Regions from separate parts of the Homo sapiens genome. Here region 1 is linked to region 2. The links are chromatin loops, found by intact Hi-C in ENCODE. Cell type or tissue: endothelial cell of umbilical vein. All regions are shown on one strand. Each heading gives the region's core, and the rest is flanking DNA. Links, peaks and the distances in the headings are about the cores only. Region 1 has its middle 140 kb from the start of HDAC9. Region 2 has its middle 68 kb from the start of HDAC9.

The links. Hi-C counts contacts between places; a loop is a spot of excess contacts. Peaks named below come from ENCODE experiments on the same cell type or tissue, not always from the same donor. Only the 100,000 strongest peaks of a DNase experiment are listed, where the experiment ranks them.
Region 1: it touches region 2 in a loop (8-fold over the local background); 4 of 110 quality-filtered maps call a loop at or near these places.

Annotation. Positions count from the first base shown.
Region 1 is chr7:18,352,607-18,360,606 of GRCh38, forward strand. It overlaps a transcript of HDAC9 not described here. Among named protein-coding and RNA genes, the nearest start is that of HDAC9, 140 kb to the right of the region's middle. RefSeq lists a silencer at 5,100-5,394. In endothelial cell of umbilical vein, for the core only: a CTCF peak has its summit at 3,720 (motif pointing right); a DNase peak (open chromatin) is centred at 3,765.
Region 2 is chr7:18,424,060-18,432,059 of GRCh38, forward strand. It overlaps a transcript of HDAC9 not described here. Among named protein-coding and RNA genes, the nearest start is that of HDAC9, 68 kb to the right of the region's middle. In endothelial cell of umbilical vein, for the core only: no CTCF peak of the experiment used is centred there; a DNase peak (open chromatin) is centred at 2,782; H3K27ac peaks cover 1,865 bases.

The DNA of each region.
Region 1 (8,000 bases), core at 2,613-5,112, 71 kb before region 2:
TCCCCGTTTTAAATACTCAAAGGGAACGTAAAGGTGAAAACAAACTCTTTTTCGTTATGATGGTTAGCATGCTAGATTCAGGGAAAATGACGGGAAATAGGACTTACCATATAGAGTTAGTGAATCTCGGTGTGCAAATAAGGAGCTGGCTGATGTTTGTTTTTTTCCCCCCTTTTCCCCACTTTGGTTCAGATACTTGTGAACCTCCATTTCATGATCCTTGTTTTTGTCTCTGTCTTACTCTAAAATACAAATCTGTATCTTCTAAGAAAATCTTTTAACAGCCTCACCATATAGGGTGTTGCAGAAGGTCAGCTCGGCGGCCAGCAAAATATCTTCCAGTACCTTAACAAATCAGCAAAATATTTTGAGAAATGCTTTACTTTTATGAACAAATACCCTGCTAGTTATTGGATTTGTCATAGCATCTAAGGTTTCTCTCATAACCATACTGACCTTCATGTGCTATTGTATTACAAAACCAACTCTTTATGTAATCAAACCTAAGGAAGAATGCTTAATTAGCTATACATGACCCTGTGTTATGATACAGGCATACAAAAGTTATTTTCTTCAGCACTATCTAGCTATTGTACAAAGAAACTTCTTTATAAAGTAAGACATGGGATATTTGATGTCTCAGGAGTAAAGTAATATTGGGATTTTTTTTTTTCCTCTGCAAGCTGTTTGAGAGCTTTCAGCAGGGGGATACCGTATTTAAAGGTAGCCTAAGATCTCATAACTCCATGTGTCACAAAAACTGTGTAGGTTATGAAAGACTTTTCTCGTGAGCAAAACAACTGTGCTTTTTAGCTCTAAATCATGACATAGTCTTGTTATACCACAAAGAATTAAAGAATGTTAAGTAAATGACTTTCTTCCCTCCCTCTGTGCCTCTGAGGATAGTTATTAATGCCGATTCTTGCTGCTGAGTGATCCTGAAGCTACTGTGGCAACCTTTTTATTCCCTGAGTGCAAATGAATCCTCTATGAGGTAATTGAAGGAAATTGATGACATTATTTGCTGTATCTTGGGTATCAACAGCATATAAATGAAAAACACAGCAGAATGCCTGGCCTGTGTTACCACATTGACCTACACATTTGGATCTGAAAGATCTCGAGCTATTTTCTGCCTAAGCAGACTTTGCACCTTTGTGTTTTATAGTGAAGTAGCAGGTACACAACTTTTTAAAATCATGAACTCCTAGCATTGGATTACCACCACCTGGTGTAAGGGATAGGTTTTATAGAAACACAAAGAGCATGGACTTATTCTTTTCATTTTTGTTCTTCTTTGCCAATTTTAATGTTATCTTCACAATCTGAACAGTGTGACCTGTTTCACCTTCTTTTATTTTGAATGTTAGTGTATGCACATTCTAAGCCAAGGGTGGCTTTACCCTTTAAGTTAAATTAAACCATTTGGGACTTAGCAAATTCTGGGTTGTATGTTTTAAGGTGAAAAAAAAGCACTAAAAAGAAAATTTAAAAGAAATTTTATCATCATATAGGGTGTGGATGAATGATTCAAATAGAAAACCTATTTTAAATCAGCCCTACTGAATGAACTATACTAAAAGGACATTTATTTACCTAGTTAGGGAAAAAAGTCACTTTAAATATGGTCTCTAGTTACTTTTCTTCCCATTTATTACATTTGCCACTTCATTGTGACCTTACTATGACCTTGTAGTTTATGGGCTAAAGGTAACCATTATGCAATAATGAAAATATGCAGGCCAGTCTTTACCACCTTGAAAAAATTGGTTTCTTATATTTTGTTTAAATTAACACACTTTGCTATTTATAAAGCTCTGCTCTACGGTGCTTGAAAGAGGAGAGAAGAATTAATCGCAACTAATGTGCAGATTTAGGCTTTTAGAGACTGTGTTTAGTGGAGGTGAGTCAGCAGGCCTTGTTATATTAATTATAGTGGTTTGATTCTCTACTGGTTTTGATTCACAGAGATATGCGCTGTACGTAAGAATTAAAGCATCAATTGCTTAGGAGAAAAAGGAACTTAAAAATCAAACCATTAATACCTATCTTTGCTTTCTTCTTTTGTCTAATTTGTTTTATTTTAGTTATCCAGGCCCAGATTTCCTCCACTTTCCCTTTGCCTTGATCCCAAAACCTGACCTCTGTGAAAAAGGCAATTCATCAATTGGATGTGGTGAGGGAAATGCCCTTCAGAAGGATCTAAAACAGGCAATACAAAAAGCTTTAGACAGTCAACACATCGGGGCACGTAAGCTCTGATGTGACTTGTTATCTCTGAGACCAGTGTTTGCATTCTTCCTGGTTTGTTCCTTAGGCTTGGAAATGCACTGAAACCACAGCTGGTCTTGAAGAGCCATAGAGGATGTGATACAAGGAATGATAAATTAATAATTACAGATCCTCAATCTGCTTATTGTCAGTCATTTTTTCTACCACCAGTTACAAATCCAGTCTTTATTCTCAAACAGAAGTGATGATAATTATCCTTGGTAAAATAACTTTCACATAATGTTGATTGCAGACAGTCACCAAGGGCTATGCTCCAAGTACACTTCTCACCATTTTTATACATGAAATAAAAACTCTTATTATCTCCACTTGTCCATGAGGAAACCAATGTACAGAGAAATTAAGTACCCTTCTCAGGGTTACACAGAAATTCAAGAGCTGGATTTTTACCACAAAGGATGGTTTAGAGCCTCTGGTCTTAACCTTCCAAGAGTCTGGGTTCTTGGGAATCTTCATTTTCAACATAGGCTCTTTATACTACCAGAACTAGCATGTTCTTCAGATATTCAAAACGGAGACTTTTAATAAGTTCATTATTAAAGAAGTGAATAATTTAGGATTAAAAAAATTCTGTTAAAAATGGGTTGCTCATAATTAATGAAGGCAGATATTTAAACCATGAATCCTTTATAAAACCTTGGGATGTGAAAGCTTATTTTGAAATGGACTGTTGGACTGCATGCTAAAAGTATACCCAGAGTGAATTTTCAGAGACATTAGAGACAAATTTAACATCACCCTCAAATCTGTGGAAGGTTAAATATACAGAGTGTGAGACATTGAGAATTAGGCATTTACAGGTACTTTTCCCCAGAGTTTGGTTTGGTGAGGGATTTAACCCCCATTTCGTGACACTGATCAAGGCAGGACATTTTGAAGGAAAAGCACTACAAAAAGGAGGAATTGCCTTGTCATGTTATGAAGCATTTAATTCTAAACTTCTCTGTTTTAAAAACAAAAGAGGCCTATCTATAGATAAACAAAGTAGACTCGTGATTTCCAAGGGCTGGGGCAGGAATGGGTGGGTATTAGCCATAAACTGGCTAGAGGGATCTTACTGCAAGCGATTGAAATGTTCCAAAATTGGATTATAGTGATCATTGTACAATCTGGTTTAAATGAACTTTGAAATCATTGAATTGTACCCTTTAAATGACCAAATTTATGGTATCTAAATATACCTTAGTAAAGTCATTTTTAAAAATGCATGTAAAAAAACTAAAAAAGAAAAAAAGGAAGATCCAGAATTGGGTCTTCAGACAGAATCATTATTTGCATCAAATTCAGAATTTCCCGTACATGATATTAATTTACTTCTCTAATTTGAAGTATGACACTAAATGTAACACGTTAGGTCATACATTTGGCAAAGACAAATTCTTCCTGCCTGTACTTTTTCCTTTCAGTTTTTAATAGGTGGCGCCATTATTCTTTGTAGCCTCTAGAGGGCAGCACATAGGTTTTTTTTTTTTTTTTTTTTTTTTTTTAAAGACAACAAACTTGTAACTCCCAAGCATCAAGAATGCCCAGTTGTTTCAGATGAACTCTCCAATTTTAGTTCATCCTGACGACCTCACAGTGGAGGACCTTCCTATAGTGACTCCTGCGAATGAATCCTCCCTTCCTTCCTGTTAGTTGCTCCCTTTCACCTCTGGCTATTTAATGTCCTTGAAAGATCTTTCAGCTCTCTCTACAGGGGAACATAGGAGTAATTTCAGTTGAAACTTTCACAACCTTTTTCCTTTAGAGAGCTTGATTTTTAGGTAAAGACAATAGTCAGTTAATGAATAAAACCGGTATTTGCACATGGGGGAGGGTTGATGCCCAGGAGATTGTCATAAGAATTCCTGACACAAGTTCTTCAGATCGCATCGGAAGAATCCGGCTATGCCAAAAGATAAATGTAGAGTTCTCCTCAATGTATGAATAACTAGGGATGCAGGATTTAAAATCTATAAGAATTTTTAAAGTTGTAAGACATAAGCATCCTGGTGTGTTTTTTGATTGTTGTTCTTTTCATTTAATTATTTATTATTAGTTTATGTACAGTAGAAGCCAACAAATAAGGGTTGGAAAGGTAAATTAACTAGCATTAAGGTATATACTGAAAGTCATTTTAAGAAATGCCTTACCTCTTCTCATCCCCACGATTAATGGCATTTTCCCTATGATCATTGAATTTTAAAAATACCTGGAAATTTATACCATTCTAGGATCTTATAGAATCTTATAGGATTTATTGGAGTTGATTTTAGTGTAGGAGCCTGAAACAGTTTTAGGTCCCCCTCACTATGTCTTATTGTTACTTCGTTTCTGACATTCTTCCTATATATCCAATCTAATATATATGTGAAAAAGGGTAGACATCAATCAGTATTAAGAAACAATGAGAAATGCCTGAACAGACCTTTAAGCTGTGATTTAAAAAAATCGTATTTGGGTGATCCTAGCAGTTAAATTGACTTTTTCTTTCCTTCTGTCGTCTCTGTTCTCCTTTTTTTTCCTCAGTAAACTTTGATTGCTTGCTAATTGTGTGCTAGGCCTTGTTTGGTTGTTTATTGAGAGAAAGAAATAAAGGAGAAGGGAGAGAACACAAACACAATTTCTGCCCTTGTGGAATTATAGCCAGTATAGGAGACAGACAAAACAGTATATAAACAAAAAATAACAATACATAATTACAGATTGAAATCAATTCTAAGAAAAAAAAGGTCAGTAAGTATATATAACCTTTGGGGCCAACTTTAGGCTAGAGAGTTAGGAAAGAATTTCTGAGGAGGTGAACTTAGGTGGCCCTACCACATAAAGGATTGGGCAAAGGGTTATCCAGGCAGAGGAACAGAGTATGAGAAGGCCCTGAGTCAGGAAGGAGCATGGCTTGTTGCAGAAACTGAACTAGTGTCTCAGTGTTTCACTGTGAATCAAGAAGTAAGCTAGGATGTGGCTTGGGGAGGTAACTGGCCAGGACTGAAAGATCTTTGTGAGGAGCTTGGATTTGTTTCTAGGTTGAGTGATGCCTCCAGAGGGCAAAAGAAAAACAGCAACATTATCTGATTTTGCTTTTGATAGGATTATTCTGGTTTCTCTATGGAGATTGGATTGGAGAGGGGCTCATATGAATGTGGCAGAAGTTTAGAAGGTGTAGCTGGGTGTGGTGGTGGGCACCTGTAATCCCAGCTACTCGGGAGGCTGACGCAGGAGCATCACTTGAACCCCGGAGGCAGAGGTTGCAGTGAGCTGAGATGGTGCCATGCATTCCAGCCTGGGCAACAGAGAGATACTCCATCTCAAAAACAAAGCAAAACAAAACAACAACAAAGAAGTTTAGAAGGTGGTTGTGATCTAGACAAAAATGCTCTTGCAACTGAGTTTCACCTGCAATTTAGGAATGGGAAGTAATGTGTTGAGTCCACTGATGTTGGGAGCACAAACACTTATGTAGGAGGTAGAAGAAACAGTTTTTTTTCCTATAAAGTTATAAATAGCTTTTAGCTTATTAGGTGTGGCTATGTTGAGACAGTAGTTAATGATTAGTGGGATATTTAAAAGTGATTTTGGAAACATGAATATCTTGTGATTTTTATTTTATGCAAACTGGCATTGATTTTAAAAGCTGAGGCAATTTAAGCAACTTCGAATGAGTGTTTTCTCTCTGAGGGTTGGAATTTGGAAAAAATTGAAATATGGGAGCAGATGAGAACATGAAGAACTTGATAAGTATACCTACATATCCTTTGATATCATTGTTAGGAACTTATCTTTTAATCGAATGCATGGTGCCATAGGTTATTCCTTCTCTATATCACTTAGTACTTAAGAACACAAAACTAGACATTAGTAGAATTTACAGATACACATTTGATTCCTGGCTTTACCACTTACTCTAGCTATAACTTTAGACACCTGTCCCCTCACTGATATTTCTGAACTGGAAAATTGAGGTATAATAACCACGTTAGAAGAATGTGGTGAGGATTATGTGAAAAAATTTATGCAAAGTACCTGTCACATAGTCAGTAGTATTCAATTAATACCAGATTAGGTGATTTGCCATGATTTGCCCAAGGACAACAGCTAATAAATCGTAGGACTAATATTTCAACCCAGAAGGCCTTATGCTAAAACCTGCACTGTTCATCACTGCCCAGTACTTCTTTCTTAAATTGGGGCAGTGAGGCCGGGCACAGTGGCTCACGCCTGTAATCCCAGCACTTTGGGAGGCTGAGACAGGCAGATTACATGATGTCAGGAGTTCAATATCGGCCCAGACAACATGGCAAAACCCCATCTCTACTAGAAATACAAAAGGTAGCCGGGCGTGGTGGTGCACACCCAGCAACTTGGGAGGCTGAGGCAGGAGAATCACTTGAACCTGGGAGGCAGAGGTTGCAGTGAGCCAATATCGCACCATTGCACTCCAGCCCGGGCAACGGAGTGAGACTCTGTCTAAAATAAAATAAAATAAATTAAATAGTAAATTGTGGCAGTGAAGGGACAAGGAGGGAAGGATATTTGCTGTTGTCCCAAACTATCTTCTTACTTCTTTTCTTCCACTAACCTGCTTTTCCTCAACTCTCATTCACATTTTCTAAAACTTGAGAATGAAAAATTCAAAATTGCATAAAAGTAGAGCAAATAGTACAATGAACTTGCATGTAACTGTAGTCCCCAGCACCTGCTTTGTGTCTCCAGGGACCCAGCAAGGTTGCTTTGGTGATTTTTTTTGTTGAGATGGAATCTCATTCTGTCACCCAGGCTGGAGTGCAGTGGCACACTCTCAGCTCACTGTAACCTCTGCCTCATGAGTTCAAGCAATTCTCCTGCCTCAGCCTCCCGAGTAGCTGGGACCACAGGCACGCACCACCGTGCCCAGCTAACTTTTGTATTTTTAGTAGAGACAGGGTTTCACCATGTTGGGCAGGGTAGTCTTGAACTCCTGACCTCAGGTGATCCGCCCACCTCGGCCTCCCAAAGTGCTGAGAATACAGGTGTGAGCCACCGTGCCTGGCCACTTCGGTGATTTTCTAACCACACTGAAGGGCATTTTCTTAACCCTCATTTTCCTCTGCAGTTAGGGCTCCTGCTGACACCACCTTCTGCTCTGCCTTAGCATTGCCACAGGACACGGTTACCTCACCTTCCACCCTCCGATTCTCCTCTCTAAACCCCTCACTTCTTGCTCTTCTGCTCTTCTTGTTCTAGATTGTTTTCAGAAAGTTTTTATGGTTTCTTGGACTCAACTATAATTGTAATTAAGAGATTAATCTCCAGTCCTAACCTCTTATCCTATGTATATTCCTACATTTTCAATTACTTTTAAACATTTATGGCAAAACTCATATCTGCCACCAAGTGGATGGACTTCCTTTGTGCCATCATTTTTCTAGTTTACATAAGTGAAATGTTCAAGTTTTTCCTCTGTACTGTCGTACTCCTTCAGTCATTTAGACCCAATGTCCTTTGGTAATATTTTTCAGTATCTTCTCCTTATTTTATTTTCCTTTTTCTAGAAACATGCATCAACCTTATGACTTGTTATCCTCATTTTAATCTTTTCCCCTACACTTTCTGAACATCTCTTTAGCCATAAATTTCCAGAGGCCTCTCCATTTGCTGTGGAAAAAAAGGAGAATTTAAGAATTACCGTTTCAAGTGCTTTTCCTCTCACTGTTACTTTAATAAATTCTTTTCATCTTTCAAGGTCCACT
Region 2 (8,000 bases), core at 1,831-4,330:
ATTCACTCCTAATCTTGTAATATGAGTTTGTTTCCTTGATTTGGAGCTATGACATTCCACGTTACTGATCTTTAGTCTGACAAAAAAGAGCTTGACTTCTCATTCAAGTCAATTTCCAAATGTTTACTGTTACACACTTGGCAATCAACTGAGTTATTTTTGAAAACATCCCCTTCACCAGTGTAGTGAAAAGAATATAGAGGCAAACAGATTTAGGTTCAAATACCAATCCTGCATCTTACTGACTGTGGACATTTGGGCAAGTTATTTTAAATGTTGGGGAGTAATTTTACTCATTTGTATAATGAAAATAATTATACCTACTTCATCAGGATGCTATGAAGATGAAATAAAATAATTATAGGACAGTCACTGGACACTATACTGGAGGGCTCATTTTTCACAGTTCTTTATTTTTACTTTATATAATGACAACAGTGCTCAGAAGTGGAAGTCATGTAGTAGTATTTTTGTTTGCCTTTATGGCTATTATGTGATTATATGACTTTTACAACAAAAAAATCTAATGAGATATTCTTCTTCTATTAGGTTTTAATAATTAAAATAGGCTGGGCGCAGTGGCTCATGCCTGTAATCCCAACATTTTGGGTGGCTGAGGCAGACAGATCACCTGAGGTCAGGAGTTTGAGGCCAGCCAGGCCAACCTGGTGAAACCCTGTCTCTACTAAAAATGCAAAAAAATCAGCTGGGCGTGATGGCACGTGCCCAGCTACTCTGGAGGCTGAGGGAGGAGAATCACTTGAATCCAGACAGTGGAGTTTGCAGTGAGCCAAGATATCACCACTGCACTCCAGCCTGGGCAACAGAGCGAGACTATATCTCAATTAAATAATAATAATTAAAATAATAGTAATAAGAATATGTTTTATGATTTCCTAGTTCAGAATATTCTATTATTGTATATTCAAATTGCACATTACTGATGTGTTTTGTGTCAAAGATATTTGTGGGTTACCTAGGAGAGGTATATGAAAATATTTTTATTATTAATTTTAATCTTGAGGTGTAGTACACCAATTTTTTTCTTGTCATAAAATAGCATGCAGCAAGTTGAACCTTGGCTTTTTCTGAAGTTAATTGGACAGAATTTGCAGACAGCTTGCAGGATTGTGTCCAAGTAGATTTTAAAATTTCAGAAAAATGCAAAATTATCATTAACAAAATTATTATCGCAGACAATTTCATCCAAGTAGATATAGAAATAGTTGTAAAATGCCAGTTTGCATCTGAGATGTATCACAATGACACTGTTTTCATAGTTGAATAAGAAATAAGACTATTCAACAAGTACTCATGTCACCATGAAAGAGAAAAATGCAGAGCTGAAGGTGGCATGACACATTTTCCCATTCACAGCTGAGTGGGCAGGTGACGCGTGTTAGGGAGAGAGCTGCTATCTGATATTCCACTGATGAAGCTTGTCAACTAAATTGTATTTGGAGTTTTCAAAATATCAGAGTGGATGAAGTCTTTGGCATATTTTAACATTTAACTAAGTCTTACACATGGCTCCAGAGGAGGATCTTCCTTCGCCAGTTAATACTAAATTACCAGTGCTTTGGCAGGAAGCAGAAAGTGCCATGTGGGTAGTGGATTCTGGAGAGTTAGCATTGAAATACTCACTGTACATTACATTTATAGAAAAGATTGAGAGGAAATTTCTTCCTAGCAGGCTTCGTGCAAGGTTTGGGCCCTTTCTAGAACGAACTGCAAGTCCCTTTAACAATATCCCTGTGATCTATGCATATAGGTGAGATCATCATATGTCTTAGAACAGGTTTGTTTTGTCCTTCAGAAATTATACCCCTTGTGATCAAGTCCAGCCTGCCTTTTGCCAAGCCAGAAGATATTTTTTAACTTTGGGAGGACACAACAGAAGAGAGATTTGTTTTCACTTTGGACATGACTGAGTAGTTGCAGGCTCTCAGTGGGGAATAGACTCTTCATAACATTAGCACAGTGATATACGGACACACAATTGCGGAAATGCAGATGCAGTGTTTTCATTTGATTTTTGGTATAGTGTTTCTTCTGAATAAATCAAGCATAATTATGAGCCACATGTGACTAAATCAGATAGAGTAATTCCAGGGAATTGGTTGATATATATCAAGAGCTTTAGGAGAGAAATGTTCGTGGTTTATGTTTATTATTTTTTGTTCATAGCAATCTCTGAAAGCAGCTGCTATGCAAGTCATTTGTCATTCTTTTCCACTAAGTGCCAGTTTGCCAAGTGAGCTTTCATGTAAGTGGCGGCGTTTATGCAAATGCTAATGCAGTTTTTAATCTTAGAAGCAAAGAACCTGAATATTTTGCTAACATACAATAACAATGATACTTAATATTAAATAGCAGCTTTTATCCAGGGATAGCTATATAATTTACAATTGAATTGGCGCAAATTATTTACATACATTGAGGGCATTGGGTTACCATATTTAGATCATAGTTTATCTGATGTATGAACACACTGAAAGGAAATGTGAAATTTGTATTCAGCATCTTCAAAGAGTAGAAAATGACTACCTCAGGCATCTAATAGCCAAAAAGTTTAGTCACACTCATACACACCATCTTGAAATTGCTTTTATTTACCACTCTCATCCTTGTTTCAAGTCTAGTTTTATACTTTATGAATCTGCAAATGATTGCCTTTATTGAAAGGTTTGTGTTATTCAAGATGACTTGTAAAGTTTACTCAATCTTCCCTAGCAAGGGAAACAGGAAATTCCAGAGAACACTAGACTCAGCAAACCTATAAAATCTGAGAAAGCAGACCATTATTTCTGGAGACATTTCACATAACACTTTGGGAAGCAATGACTAATTAGTTTTTGGTCTTAACAATAGCACTTTCAGGGGCTGTTTTCTTTCTTTTTTTTTCTTTTTATAGCTTTCATATTAGGAAAAGAAGAAAGTAGCTCTGAATGATGAAATATTGGCAATGTATGCACTTGCTTCTCTGTAGGAGCTCAACTCTTTGATCCTTCATACAATTAACTTCATTGCCTAGCTGGTATTAACCGGCTGGAGAGTAACAACCAATTGTTGCAGGCACAACAACACCCTAATATGCTTTGCCTTTAATGACTGACTGTTTCAAATTGAAAGCTCTGTTCTCTCTATTCCTAAATTCCTGTTGAAGTAAGTTAAGTCCTTAAATAAGTATAGGTACTCATTCACACCTACAGCCTTATCTTTTTTGTGGCACCTTACCCAGTCCCCAATTGCCAGAGAATACTTGGTCATTAGCAGGGGTAAGATGTATTCTGGGTTCTCTAGACGTAAACATTTGAATGTTAGGTCTCCTTGCTTGCTTTTATTTCTTTATTTTTTTTTTACCTCCTTACTTATTTAGTCATTCATTCATTTTAGAATTTGACTTCCATATGTCTAAACACAAGCAGCCTCCCTTGACTCCTCTTCCCTCTCCCAATCCACAATCAATCTATCTTTGAATCCTATCTGCTCCACCTCTACCATAATCCTGCTGATCCTGGCCTCCACCATGGCTCTTGGATTATTACAGTAACCTTCTCATTGATCTCCTTGGTTTTGTCCTTAATCCCCTTCCCCTCCACCTCTCATCGCCCACCCTGGACACAGTTTCTTTCTTCTTCTTTTTTTTTTTTTAAATATTTTCTTTTATTGTGGCAAGAACACTTAAGAGGGTGAGACCCACCCTCTTAACAGATTTTTAAATGTATAATACTGTATTGTTATCTGTAGGAATAATGTTGTACAGCAGCTCTTTTAGAAATTATTCACCGTGCATAACTGAAATTTTATACCCATTGATTAGCAACTCCCCATGCTCTCCCCTAGATCCTGGAATCACTATTCTGTTCTTTGCTTTTGTGAGTTTGACTGTTTTAGTTACCTCATGTAAGTGGAATCATGCAGTATGTGTCCTTCTGTGACTAGTTTATTTCACTTAGCATAATGTCCTCAAGTTCCATTCATTTTGTCGCATATGGCAGGACTTCCATTTTTTTAAGGCTGAATAATATTCCTTTTATATGTATACCACATTTTAAAAATGTACATTCATCTGTCAGTGTACATTTATATTTTCAATTTTTTTATAAATACTCTAAGTGGGATTGCTGGATTGTATGATAGTTTTAATTTTAACTTTTTGAGGAACCTCTACCGTTTTTCATAGCAGTTGCACCATTTTGTATTTCCACTAACAGTGTGCAACAAACTGAAAAGCTTCTACACAGCAAAGGAAATAATCAACAGAGTGAAAAGGCAACCTAGAAAAATGGAAGAAAATATTTGTAAACTAAGCTAAACATCTAATAAATGGTTAATTTCCAAAATTACAATGCAACAGTAAGAAAATTAATAATCTCATTTAAAAATGGGCTAAAGGTTTGCAGGGATATTTCTCCAAAGAAGACATACACATGACCAACAGGTATATGAAAAGATGCTCTATGTCACTAATCATCAGGGGAATGCAAGTTAAAACCACAGTGAAATATCACTTTATACCTGTTAGGATGGCTAACCTCAAAACAAACAAACAAAAACAAAAGAGAACTGTTGACAAGGATGTGGAGACATTGGAGCCCTGGTTTATCCTAAACCCAGCAGCCCCAGTGAGCTTTTAGAAGTCATACCATGTCTCTTCTCTGCTCAGAACCCTCCAGTAGCTTCCCATCTGCCTCAGAGTAAAAGCAAAAATGCTTTCCAGGGCCCACCAGAATCTGTGGCTCCCCTCACTCTGATTCATCTCCTACCACTCTTTCCTACCATGCTGGCCTTGCTGCACCATCCACATGCTGAGCACACACCACATTGGTGCCTTTGCATTTGCTGATCCCAGTGCTTAGAGAGTTCATCTCCAGATATCTGTGTAGCTCCTCGCCTCACGTCTTCAGATCTGTGCTCAATTGTCACCTTCTCAGAGAAGTTTTTCAGATCACCCTGTAGAAAATAGCAATCCTACCCACCTCCAACCTACGGCACCCTCCTTTTCCCCTTACCCTGCTTTCTCCACAGTCCTTATCACCAACTAGCAAGGCTTGTTGTTTTGTTACTTGCAATCGATCTCCCCCATTAGAACATACAGTTCACAGAGGCAGAGAATTTGTTTTGGAACTGCTGTATTCCTAGCGCCTAGACCAAATGTCTACCATGATATGAATTAGGAGTTCAACAAATCCCTACTTCATACTAGTTGAATGAAAAAATTAAATAATAAGTGAGTAGGAATTAATGCCTCTACTTTCTTCTCATGTTCTTTCTTTTATCTTACCCTCCCCACTGCCACCTTTCTACATTGTGCCAAGTTCTCATGTCTCAAGAATGTGGTGTTTTGTTCCTTGTTAGCTGTAAATGTAATACTCCTTCACCCATTTTTATAGAAAAGTTAACTTTCCCCTGGATGCTTGGGCTTCATCATTTAATGTCCTCAATTGCAGATGGCTATCCATAAGTTTGACTCTGTGTGTGTGTATTTGTGTGTGTGTGTGTCTGTGTGTGTGTGTGTGTATGTATTTTAAACTTGTCTTTACCTTTTAGTGTTTGCAGTAAAAACAAAGGAGATTATAGATTACGTGTTTTTGGTAAAATTTTTTCATGTTGTTGCAAGTCATTCAAGAATGAATGCAAAGCATAAAGTTTAAACTTGGAGAGGCAGAAATTCAAAATTTCTTTGAAACGAATCATCGAATTCCTATGCTATTTAGATACACTTCCATTGAGTAGAGAGCTGACAAAGAATACACATTTTTCTCAGTGGACTGAATTCTTCTTTAAATTAATTTGTCAGTATTTGATTGAAATACTAAAGCAATTCATTTCAGTTACATTCAACCAGCATTGCCTAAGGGACTACAATGTAAACTAATGTTAATAATTTATAAATACCACTTGGGTGTCAAGAACTCTTACAGGCATTTCATACATTAGGTATTTAATATTTGAAATTTATAATAGTTCTATAAGATAAAGAATATCATCCTTTTTTGATATTAGGACTTTGAGGCTTCCAAGAGGTTAGTTTGCCAAAATATACAAAGTACGCAAAGCCAGGAATGCCAAAGCTTGGAAATTGACCCAATTTGAATTTATAGCTTGAACTTGTTCTCCTAGACTAGTGTTTTTCAAACTGTGGACCACAACCTACAGTAATTGAATGATTTTTTTTGGCGATGGTGTCTTGCTCTATTGCCCAGGCTGGAGTGCATTAGCAAAATTATAGCTCACTACAGCCTCAAACTCCTGGGCCGAAGTGATCCTCCCACCTCAGTCTCCTGAGTAGATGGGACCACAAGTACGTGCTACAACACCTGGCTAATTTTTTAATTTTTTGTAGAGATAGAGTCTTGCTATATTGTCCAGGCTGGTGTCAAACTCCTGGCTTCAAGTGATTTTCCATCCTTGGCCTCCCAAAGTGCTAGGATTATAGGTGTGAGTCATTGTTCCTCACCTCAAATTCTAAATTATAATTATCTACACACATACAAATAATTGAAGCGAAAGTTTCATTAAGTAAAACCCTCACCAGGCTGGGCATGGTGGTTCATACCTGTAATCCCTGCACTTTGTGAGGCCAAGATGGGTAGATTGCTTGTGGCCAGTAGTTGGAGACCAGCCTGGCCAACATGGCTAAACCCTGTCTTTACTAAAATACAAAAAAAAAAAATAGTCAGATGTGGCAGCACATGCCTGTAATCCCAGCTACTTGGGAAGCTGAGGCATGAGAATCACTTAAACCCGGGAGGTGGAGGTTGCGGTGAGCTGAGATTGTGCCAGTGCCCTCCATCCTGGACAACAGAGTGAGACTATCTAAACAAACCAAACCAAACCAAACAAAACAAAACTAAACCTTACCCTATGTAACACACTGATATTTTCTATTCTGTTCCAGACTAATCTCATCTAGCCTACACTTGCCATGCCTTGCATTGCTTATCCTATCTTGTCCTGTCCTGTCCTGTCCTGTCCTGTCCTGTCCTGTCCTGTCCTGTCCAGTCCAGTCCTGTCCCATTCCTACTCAGCCCATCCCATCTCAGAACCCACTAAATTGGCCTTGTGATGCACCTACTGTTCCATACAGTTTCTATATGCTTGAAACACTGTGGATACAAAATAGGAAAAAATTAAATAGTAAGGAACTTACAGATAAATGAAAATTAATCGTTAGATATGGTAATGATGCGAAATAATATATTAAATGTTAAAGCCCTTTGACTCTTTTACTTCTATCAGGGCCTGAAAATAGGAGATATTCCTTGAATCACTCCTCTCAGATACTTTCAAGGGTCCCGGCCTGATGAAGTCATGAGAACTAGGGAAACGACTGCCATAATGTAGTCACATCATGCCTGTGTAACTTTTCCATTTATTTTTTCTTCGTCCGTGACATGAATTTTGATACCAACCAAAATCTGTTATACTTTAATTTTACAGGGGTTTAATGCATGTGTATTATTTCCCCAACAACCCTGAGGACTTCAATTCAAGGAATAGCCAAATAAGATAGCTGTAAATGAGAGGGCTCCCAGGCAATACATCATTCCTGATGCAAATATCATTGCTACTAACATTATTATTATCCTATTATACCCCCATGATGCCTTAAAAAGTAAATATTAGATAAATACATACTGGATTGATGAATGAGGGACTTATATGCTACTTTCAATAAATACGTAAAATACGATTGTGGGTATGACTGTGAATTTCATATCAATTCCTTCAGACTCAAACATTAATTTTTTTGTCTATTGTAAGAAAAATCACGAAGTCAGTTTATTCAGCATTTATTGAGAACTTGGTATCTGTAGAAAGAACACTGTGTTGAGTACTATTTTCATTGCCTACATGAGAAAGTCAGAATTCCAGAATGTGTCCTTTTTACCTCTTCAAACGCATCTTCTGCACCTTCCTCCTCACATCCTTCTGGGCAAGTACTGGTTGAAGTGTCCTGAATAAAACAGGTATCCATGCCTTTGTGCCTTAGC